Regions from separate parts of the Homo sapiens genome. Here region 1 is linked to region 2. Evidence: read pairs that join two places in POLR2A ChIA-PET (ENCODE). Cell type or tissue: Caco-2. All regions are shown on one strand.

Region 1 (4,000 bases), 110 kb before region 2:
CAGGAGAAAGGAGCCCCTCCATGGGTGAGAGGCATATGCTTCAGCCTGCTGTCCAGGGAGGACATGGAGAACCCTCCTGAATGGCTAGTCCAGCCATTCTGGTGCCTGGAGCACTGTGCTGTCTGGAGAAAGTGCTGATCCCCGGGGAATGGACCATTTTTCCTGCCATTCACCACCAGGAAGAAGGGAATGAAGCACTGACAGCTGTTGGTGCCCAGGTGCCTTGTCTACCCTCCAGATAGGGCCTGCCCACCTCACATCAGGAGGAAAGGAAGGAAATGGGCACCTGTGTTGAGCTCTCCTGGAGAAGATCAAACCTCTTCACGTCTCAGAAGAGAACAGTCTGGAAGAAGAAGGCACCTTCTGTGGGGCCTGAAAGCACAGCTGGCCACAACACCCCTCATCCTCACCCCCAACTCAGCTCTTTGGTTCCCCCAAACTTCACTACCCCTGCTTCTCTCTTCCAAACCTTCCTGGAGATCCCTCCCTGAACTGAATGTCCAAATCCTAGTTCCCCTCAACTTAGATCAAATGTCCCCTTCTCCCCCTTTCCCTGACCTCTCTCCTCTAAACTCCAGTTGCATTTTTCCTGTCCCTCTCAGTGGCAATTTGCATGCTGACTGTGTCACAATCACATCTGCACACATGTATTCCCCTCTAGGGGACATAGCTGACTGCACTGGGTTGTAGTACAGGCTCTGGAGCTAGGCAGACCTGAACTCAAATAACAGCTTTGCAGTTTCTTAGTCACTTATTCCCTCTGAGCCTCAGTTTCCCCTGGAAAATGGGGACAATAACAGAACCTACTCTCTGGAGTTGTTGTTGCAACTATTATTATTATTATATTTTTGAGACAGTCTTATTCTGTCACCCAGGCTGGAATGCAGTCATACGATTGCGACTCACTGCAACCTCCACCTCCCGAGTTCAAGCAATTCTCCTGTCTCAGCCTCCTGAGTGGCTGGGATTACAGGCATGCTCCACCACGCCTGGCTAATTTTTGTATTTTTAGTAGAGACGGGGTTTCACCATGTTGGTCAGACTAGTCTCAAACTCCCGACCTCAATTGATCCACCTGCCTCGGCCTCCCAAAGTGCTGGGATTACAGGTGTGAGCCACAGCACCTGGACTGTTGCTGCAATTAAATGAGATAATGCACATAAAGAGTTCAGCATGGAGCCTGGCACAATGTAAGTAATGTGACTTATTGTGATGATGACCTTTCAGGCAGGTTTATGGATGATTTGTCTTGACATCTCCTGAAACACCTAACACACAGCCATATGCTGGCTGGATGGATTTGTATGGAGGTAGACATGTGCACTGCATAGGGAAGCCCTTTCCAACAGGCAGAGCAGTGCAACCTGGAACTGGGCTGCCTCTGTAAGTCGTGAGCTCCGTGCATACAAGCAAAGGCAAGATGGCCACTTGGCCTACCAAACAGAGGCTGGAGATGCAATAGTCAGAGCATGGTCTCTGAAGCCAGACACCTTGGGCTTGAAACCCAGCTCCCTTACTTACTCAAAGTGTGGCCTTAACTTAACAGGGCCTCAGTTTCCTCATCGATAATATGGGGAAATAATAGTAATAATAGGACCTACCCAAAGACTGTCATGACAGTTAAATGAAAGAATACACATAAAACAATAGAACATGCCTGGTACAGGGAGAGTAATTCAATGCACATTAGCTATTGTTATTATTGTTGGCATTTGCATTACTATAACTGAAGAGGGGAGTTACAGCCCCCTGCAGGCCTATGAGCTGTTACAACCTAGAGCTCCACTAATATCCTAGCATGTTCTCGTGGTCTGCCAACAGCCTTCTACTCCCCCGGTGTCTGGTGCTAGCTCTGCCCCTACGTTAGCTACATAGGTAGGCACCTGACCCACACCTGGCCACTCAGAATATTCCTATCCTCCCAGCAACAGTGATTGAACCACTCAGAGTCCTTCCCTTGGATTGACATACAGATTCTAGAAGAAAAAGAGTCTCCCTTTTCTGTTTGGATTGCTAAGCTGGGACACAGGACAGCTTAAAAGGGAGAGACAGGCAGTGATGGCAGAGAGAGAGTCAACCTGATTCTTCATTCTTCAGTCCCATGAACTGCCCCAGGATCCACTAAAGTCATTTTTTGGTTTAAAGCCACTTTGAGTTAAGTTTTTGTCACTGGTTTCTGGAAAAAAGCCATGCCCAATTGTATAGACCCTAACTAAGATAAGGTCAGTGCTGTCCATGGGCAGGGCCAAGCAGAAGCCAGTATTATAACTACTCTTGTGTATGTGGCACCACCCCTATCACCTGGGTTGCAGTGGGCAGTTTTCAAAGCATGTTCTCAAGAATACCCTGACCCAGTGGTCTTTAGACCCTGCTTCCTAGAGCCCTGGGAATTTGCAGAGGTATCTCCAAAAGCACCCAGGAAACTAAGCCACGAGGAGGGCAAAATTCTGGGTAAACTGCCCCAGAACCAGACAAGTTCTGCTACAAATGCTTACAATATGGGTTTCTGTTGCCCAAAGAGATTTGAAAAACTCTATTCTAATTGACACTTAGAAAAGCACTGAGAAGTAGCTAGGGCGGATGTGTTCATCTGCATTCTACAGAAGGAGAAATGAGGGTTCAGAAAGGGGAAGTCATGAGACCATTACTGTAGAGCAAGAACTTGAATGTGGGGCTCTAGACACACGGCCAACTAGCTCCGACTGCACCCAGCTGCCTGTGAAAGTCTATTATCTCTCACATTTCCTGTCTCCTTCAGTAAACTGATGGTGGTTAATACCTAGAGTCTCATCTTTCTTGGCTCTGACTCCTACAGAATTGTCTGCTTCTGAGCTTGGCTCCTTGAAAGGCTTCAGGAAGCTTGAGGAACGTGTGGAATAAATGTATGAGCCGATCTCAACCTCCCCTTAACGGAGCCCCACCTTCCCTATGCGCACATACCTTGAGCTCCGCATCTCCCCACACATTTGCCCAAATGTCAGGGAAAGGCTGAGCAGGCTCCCTCCCGGGAACTCCTAATCCACCTCCTCTGTCCGGCTGTGCTGTGGCTGTGGACAGAGGATTCCTTGTTCCCGATGCTTCCTGCCCAGAGATCTCCATGGGGCCCCTGTAGGAAGGAGCCAAATCGCTCCTTTTAACCGAGCTAAAGCCACCCCCTACCCCCACCACCCCCAGGAGCAACATGCTCCCAGCTCTGCCCACCATTCATTCTACCTGTCCCAGCCTGGCTCAGCCACACTTCATTCCCCATAGTTCCCGCTCCCTACAGGTGCACACACATGTGTACACACACACACACACACACACACACACACACACACACACACACACAAATGGAAAGTTTCCCTAGGGGTACAAAGATACTTCACATTGAACCAAAATTAAAAACCAGAGGACTCCAGAATGACAACATCACAGCCCTGGCAATTGTGCCTTACTAATAACATCACAGTGACATTTGCATGTTACTTCGAAATTTCCCAATCAATGTAACTCCATTGGCTGAGTTCCCTCTCTACTCCCTCGCCCTGCCAGAATCACAGCACCTCCAAGTTGGGAAGAAGCTTTGACACGCCCCGGGCCAGTGGTTTCCAAAGTGTCTTCCATAAAGCCAAGAAAAGGTCAGTTGCATTGTCTGGGGGCTGAGGAATTGGCCAGCCCCACGCCAACTCCAACCCACACTGCAACCCCTTTAGCTGTTTTGTACATTGAGATTCTTTGGGGTGCAATGGAAAAAGGAGAGTTCCCTGCTGGAAAGTTTGAAAACAAGTCATTTAGTCTGACCCTACTTTCCCCCATCCCCTGATCCACCAATGTTGATGTGACCCTGAGGCCAGTAGAAAGGAAGGTCATGTAGTAGTCAACGGGCAGGGCCAGGATGAAAGCACTCTCTCCTGAATCTAGTCTACGACCTAGGAGTGGTGAAGCAAAGGCAGGCAAGGGCCACGGGGCAGCTTCCAGGCCCAGCACCGTCCTTCACCAGCCACGGTGGCATGGATGA
Region 2 (4,000 bases):
TTGGGGAAACATGTCATGAAACTGCCCTGTAGAGACACCCATGAGGCCAGACACTTGGCCAATAGCCACGTGAGTTAGCCTGGAAGCAGGTCCCTCCCAGATGAGCCTTCAGATGAGACCACAACCCTGGCTGACAATGGCAACCTCAAGAGATTTTTTTTTTTTTTTCAGATGGAGTCCAGCTATGTTTTCCAAGCTGGTCTTGAATTCCTGGACTCAAATGATCCTCCTGCCTCAGCCTCCCAAGTAGCTGGTTCATAAGAGGTCTTGAGTCAGAAGCACCAAACTAAGCTGTGCCCAAATTTCTGACTCACAGAAATTGGGAGAAGTAAATGTCTGTTATTTTAAGTTGCTAAGTTTTGGGGCAATTTGTTACATAGTATACTACCCAAGGCTGGGGAAAGAATCACCCCAAATGATTAGAGGGATAAATCATCAGAGCTCAAACAGGACCAGAAATAGTCCTTTTCCCAATAACTAGAATAGAAAACCTCTCAAGTCATGGGGCATTCTGAAATACACAAAATGGTTTTACTTCACGAATGGGAAACTAGCTCTAGATTAAACACTGTTCTGACCCCACATAACAAATTTAAAAGCAAGCCTTGAAAAGATCAAAATACTTCCAAGTAACTACATCTTAACGTTCAGAAATATTTACAGGAATAAAAAATATGCAGTACTCAAAATTCACATTTTCTAGCATCCTATTAAAAAATCATGAAGGATACAAAGAAGTAGGAAAATATAAACTATATGAAAAGGAAACAATGGATTGAAACTGACTCAGAAATGACACATATGATGGAATTAGTACATAAGGGCATTGGAAGAGCTATTATAATTATATTCCAAGGAAAAAATATTGTGTATATTAAGTAGAGTTGTGGAAATTATAAAAAGACCCAAATCAAACTTTGAGATATAAAAACTAAAATGTCTAAAATGAAAAGTACACTAGGTGGGATTAACAGCAGATTAGACAATGCAGAAGGAGGATTAGAAAACTTGAAGACATAGCAATAGAAACTATCCAAAATGTCACAGAGGAAAAAAAAAAGAATAAAAAAAATGAACAGAACATCAGTGAGCTGTGAAACACAGCAATCCAATATACATGTTGCAATCCAATAATATATTGGATTGTAAGCAATCCAATATACATGTAATTGGAGTTCTCAAAGTGGAGGAGAGGGAGAGACAAATAATTTTTTTGAAAAAATCATGGTCAAAATATTCCAAATCAGATTTTAAAAATACAAACCCAGGAATCCCAGAAACTAAATGAACCTCAAGCACAGAAACATGACAAAAATTATACCAAGGCACAACATAATCAAATTGCTTAAAACTATTGATAAAAAAATTCAAAATCAGCCAAAGCAAAAAGGTACACTGTGTACAGAAAATATACAAGGTTATATAAAGAGTTTATACAAAAATAAAAATGTTGGCCAGGTGCAGTGGCTTATGCCTGTAATCCCAGCACTTTGGGAAGCCAAGGCAGGTGGATCACTTGAGGTCAGGTGTTTGAGACCAGCCTGGCCAACATGGCGAAACCCCATCTCTACTAAAAATACAAAAATTAGGCTCTCCCTCTCCCTCTCCTTCTCCGTCTCCCTCTCCCCACGGTCTCCCTCTCCCTCTCCCTCTTTCCACGGTTTCCCTCTGCTGCCCAGCCGAAGCTGGACTGTACTGCTGCCATCTCGGCTCACTGCAACCTCCCTGCCTGATTCTCCTGCCTCAGCCTGCCAAGTGCCTGCGATTGCAGGCGCGCACCGCCACGCCTGACTGGTTTTCGTATTTTTTTGGTGGAGACGGGGTTTCGCTGTGTTGGCCGGGCTGGTCTCCAGCTCCTAACCGCGAGTGATCCGCCAGCCTTGGCCTCCCGAGGTGCCGGGATTGCAGACGGAGTCCGGCTCACTCAGTGCTCAATGGTGCCCAGGCTGGAGTGCAGTGGCGTGATCTCAGCTCACTACAACCTCCACCACCCAGCCGCCTGCCTTGGCCTCCCAAAGTGCCGAGAGTGCAGCCTCTGCCCGGCCGCCACCCCGTCTGGGAAGTGAGGAGCGTCTCTGCCTGGCCGCCCATCGTCTGGGACGTGAGGAGCCCCTCTGCCTGGCTGCCCAGTCTGGGAAGTGAGGAGCGTCTCTGCCCGGCCGCCATCCCATCTAGGAAGTGAGGAGCGCCTCTTCCCGGCCGCCATCCCATCTACGAAGTGAGGAGCGTCTCTGCCCGGCCGCCCATCGTCTGAGATGTGGGGAGCGCCTCTGCCCCGCCACCCCGTCTGGGATGTGAGGAGCGCCTCTACCCGGCCGCGACCCCGTCTGGGAGGTGAGGAGCGTCTCTGCCCGGCCGCCCCGTCTGAGAAGTGAGGAGACCCTCCGCCTGGCAACCGCCCCATCTGAGAAGTGAGGAGCCCCTCCGCCTGGCAGCCGCCCCGTCTGAGAAGTGAGGAGCCCCTCCGCCCGGCAGCCACCCCGTCTGGGAAGTGAGGAGCGTCTCCGCCCAGCCGGCCGCCCCGTCCGGGAGGGAGGTGGGGGGGTCAGCCCCCCGCCCGGCCAGCCGCCCCGTCTGGGAGGTGAGGGGCGCCTCTGCCCGGCCGCCCCTACTGGGAAGTGAGGAGCCCCTCTGCCCGGCCAGCCGCCCTGTCCGGGAGGGAGGTGGGGGGGTCAGCCCCCCACCCTGCCAGCCGCCCCGCCCAGGAGGTGAGGGGCGCCTCTGCCCGGCCGCCCCTACTGGGAAGTGAGGAGCCCCTCTGCCCGGCCACCACCCCGTCTGGGAGGTGTACCCAACAGCTCATTGAGAACGGGCCATGATGACAATGGCGGTTTTGTGGAATAGAAAGGGGGGAAAGGTGGGGAAAACATTGAGAAATCGGATGGTTGCCGTGTCTGTGTAGAAAGAGGTAGACATGGGAGTCTTTTCATTTTGTTCTGTACTAAGAAAAATTCTTATCCTGTTGATCTGTGACCTTACCCCCAACCCTGTGCTCTCTGAAACATGTGCTGTGTCCACTCAGGGTTAAATGGATTAAGGGCGGTGCAAGATGTGCTTTGTTAAACAGATGCTTGAAGGCAGCATGCTCGTTAAGAGTCATCACCACTCCCTAATCTCAAATACCCAGGGACACAAACACTGCGGAAGGCCGCAGGGTCCTCTGCCTAGGAAAACCAGAGACCTTTGTTCACTTATCTGCTGACCTTCCCTCCACTATTGTCCTATGACCCTGCCAAATCCCCCTCTGCGAGAAACACCCAAGAATGATCAAAAAAAAAAAAAAAAAAAATTTCATACACAAATGAAAAAAAAAAAAATTAGCCAGGCGTGGTGGTGGACGCCTATAATCCCAGCTACTCGTGAGGCTGAGGCACAAGAATACTTGAAACTGGGAGGCGGAAGTTGCAGCTAGCCGAGGTTGTGCCATTGCACTCCAGCCTGGGTGACAAGAGCAAGACTCCATCTCAGAAACCAACAACAACAACAACAAATACAAAAATTAGCCAAGTATGGTAGCATATGCCTGTAGTCCCGGCTATTCAGGAGGCTGAGGCAGGGTAATCGCTTGAACCAGGGAGGTAGAGGTTGCAGTGAGCCGAGATTACACTATTGCACTCCAGCCTGCGTAACAGAGTGAGACTCTGTCTCAAAAATATAAATAAATAAATAAATAAAATGTTAACGGACTTCTTGTTGAAAACAATAAATAAAAATATGAACGGATTTGCTGAAAACAATGCAAGTCAAAAAAGACTTTAATGCAACATCTTTAAAGTAGTGAAAGAAAAAACCTGTCAACTTAGAATTTTATATCCAGCAAAAATTTCTTTCAAAAATGAAGATAAAATAGTTTTCAGACATAGAAAAGCTGAAATAATTCATCACTAACAGAGCTGAAATACAAGAAATGTTAAAGGAAGTACTTCAGGCAGAAGGAAGTGGTTATTAGGTAGAAATCTGGATCTATACAAAGGAACAAAGAACATCAGAAATAGTAACT

The links. Peaks named below come from ENCODE experiments on the same cell type or tissue, not always from the same donor. Only the 100,000 strongest peaks of a DNase experiment are listed, where the experiment ranks them.
Region 1: POLR2A ChIA-PET joins it to region 2 with 5 read pairs; 11 of 35 experiments call an interaction of 5 or more read pairs at or near these places.

What each region holds. Positions count from the first base shown.
Region 1 is chr20:36,112,740-36,116,739 of GRCh38, reverse strand. It overlaps a transcript of EPB41L1 not described here. Among named protein-coding and RNA genes, the nearest start is that of EPB41L1, 40 kb to the left of the region's middle. RefSeq lists an enhancer at 3,464-3,963. In Caco-2, no CTCF peak of the experiment used is centred here; no DNase peak of the experiment used is centred here.
Region 2 is chr20:36,000,043-36,004,042 of GRCh38, reverse strand. All of the region lies in intron 8 of CNBD2 (cyclic nucleotide binding domain containing 2), which reads right to left. Among named protein-coding and RNA genes, the nearest start is that of CNBD2, 33 kb to the right of the region's middle. In Caco-2, no CTCF peak of the experiment used is centred here; a DNase peak (open chromatin) is centred at 1,982.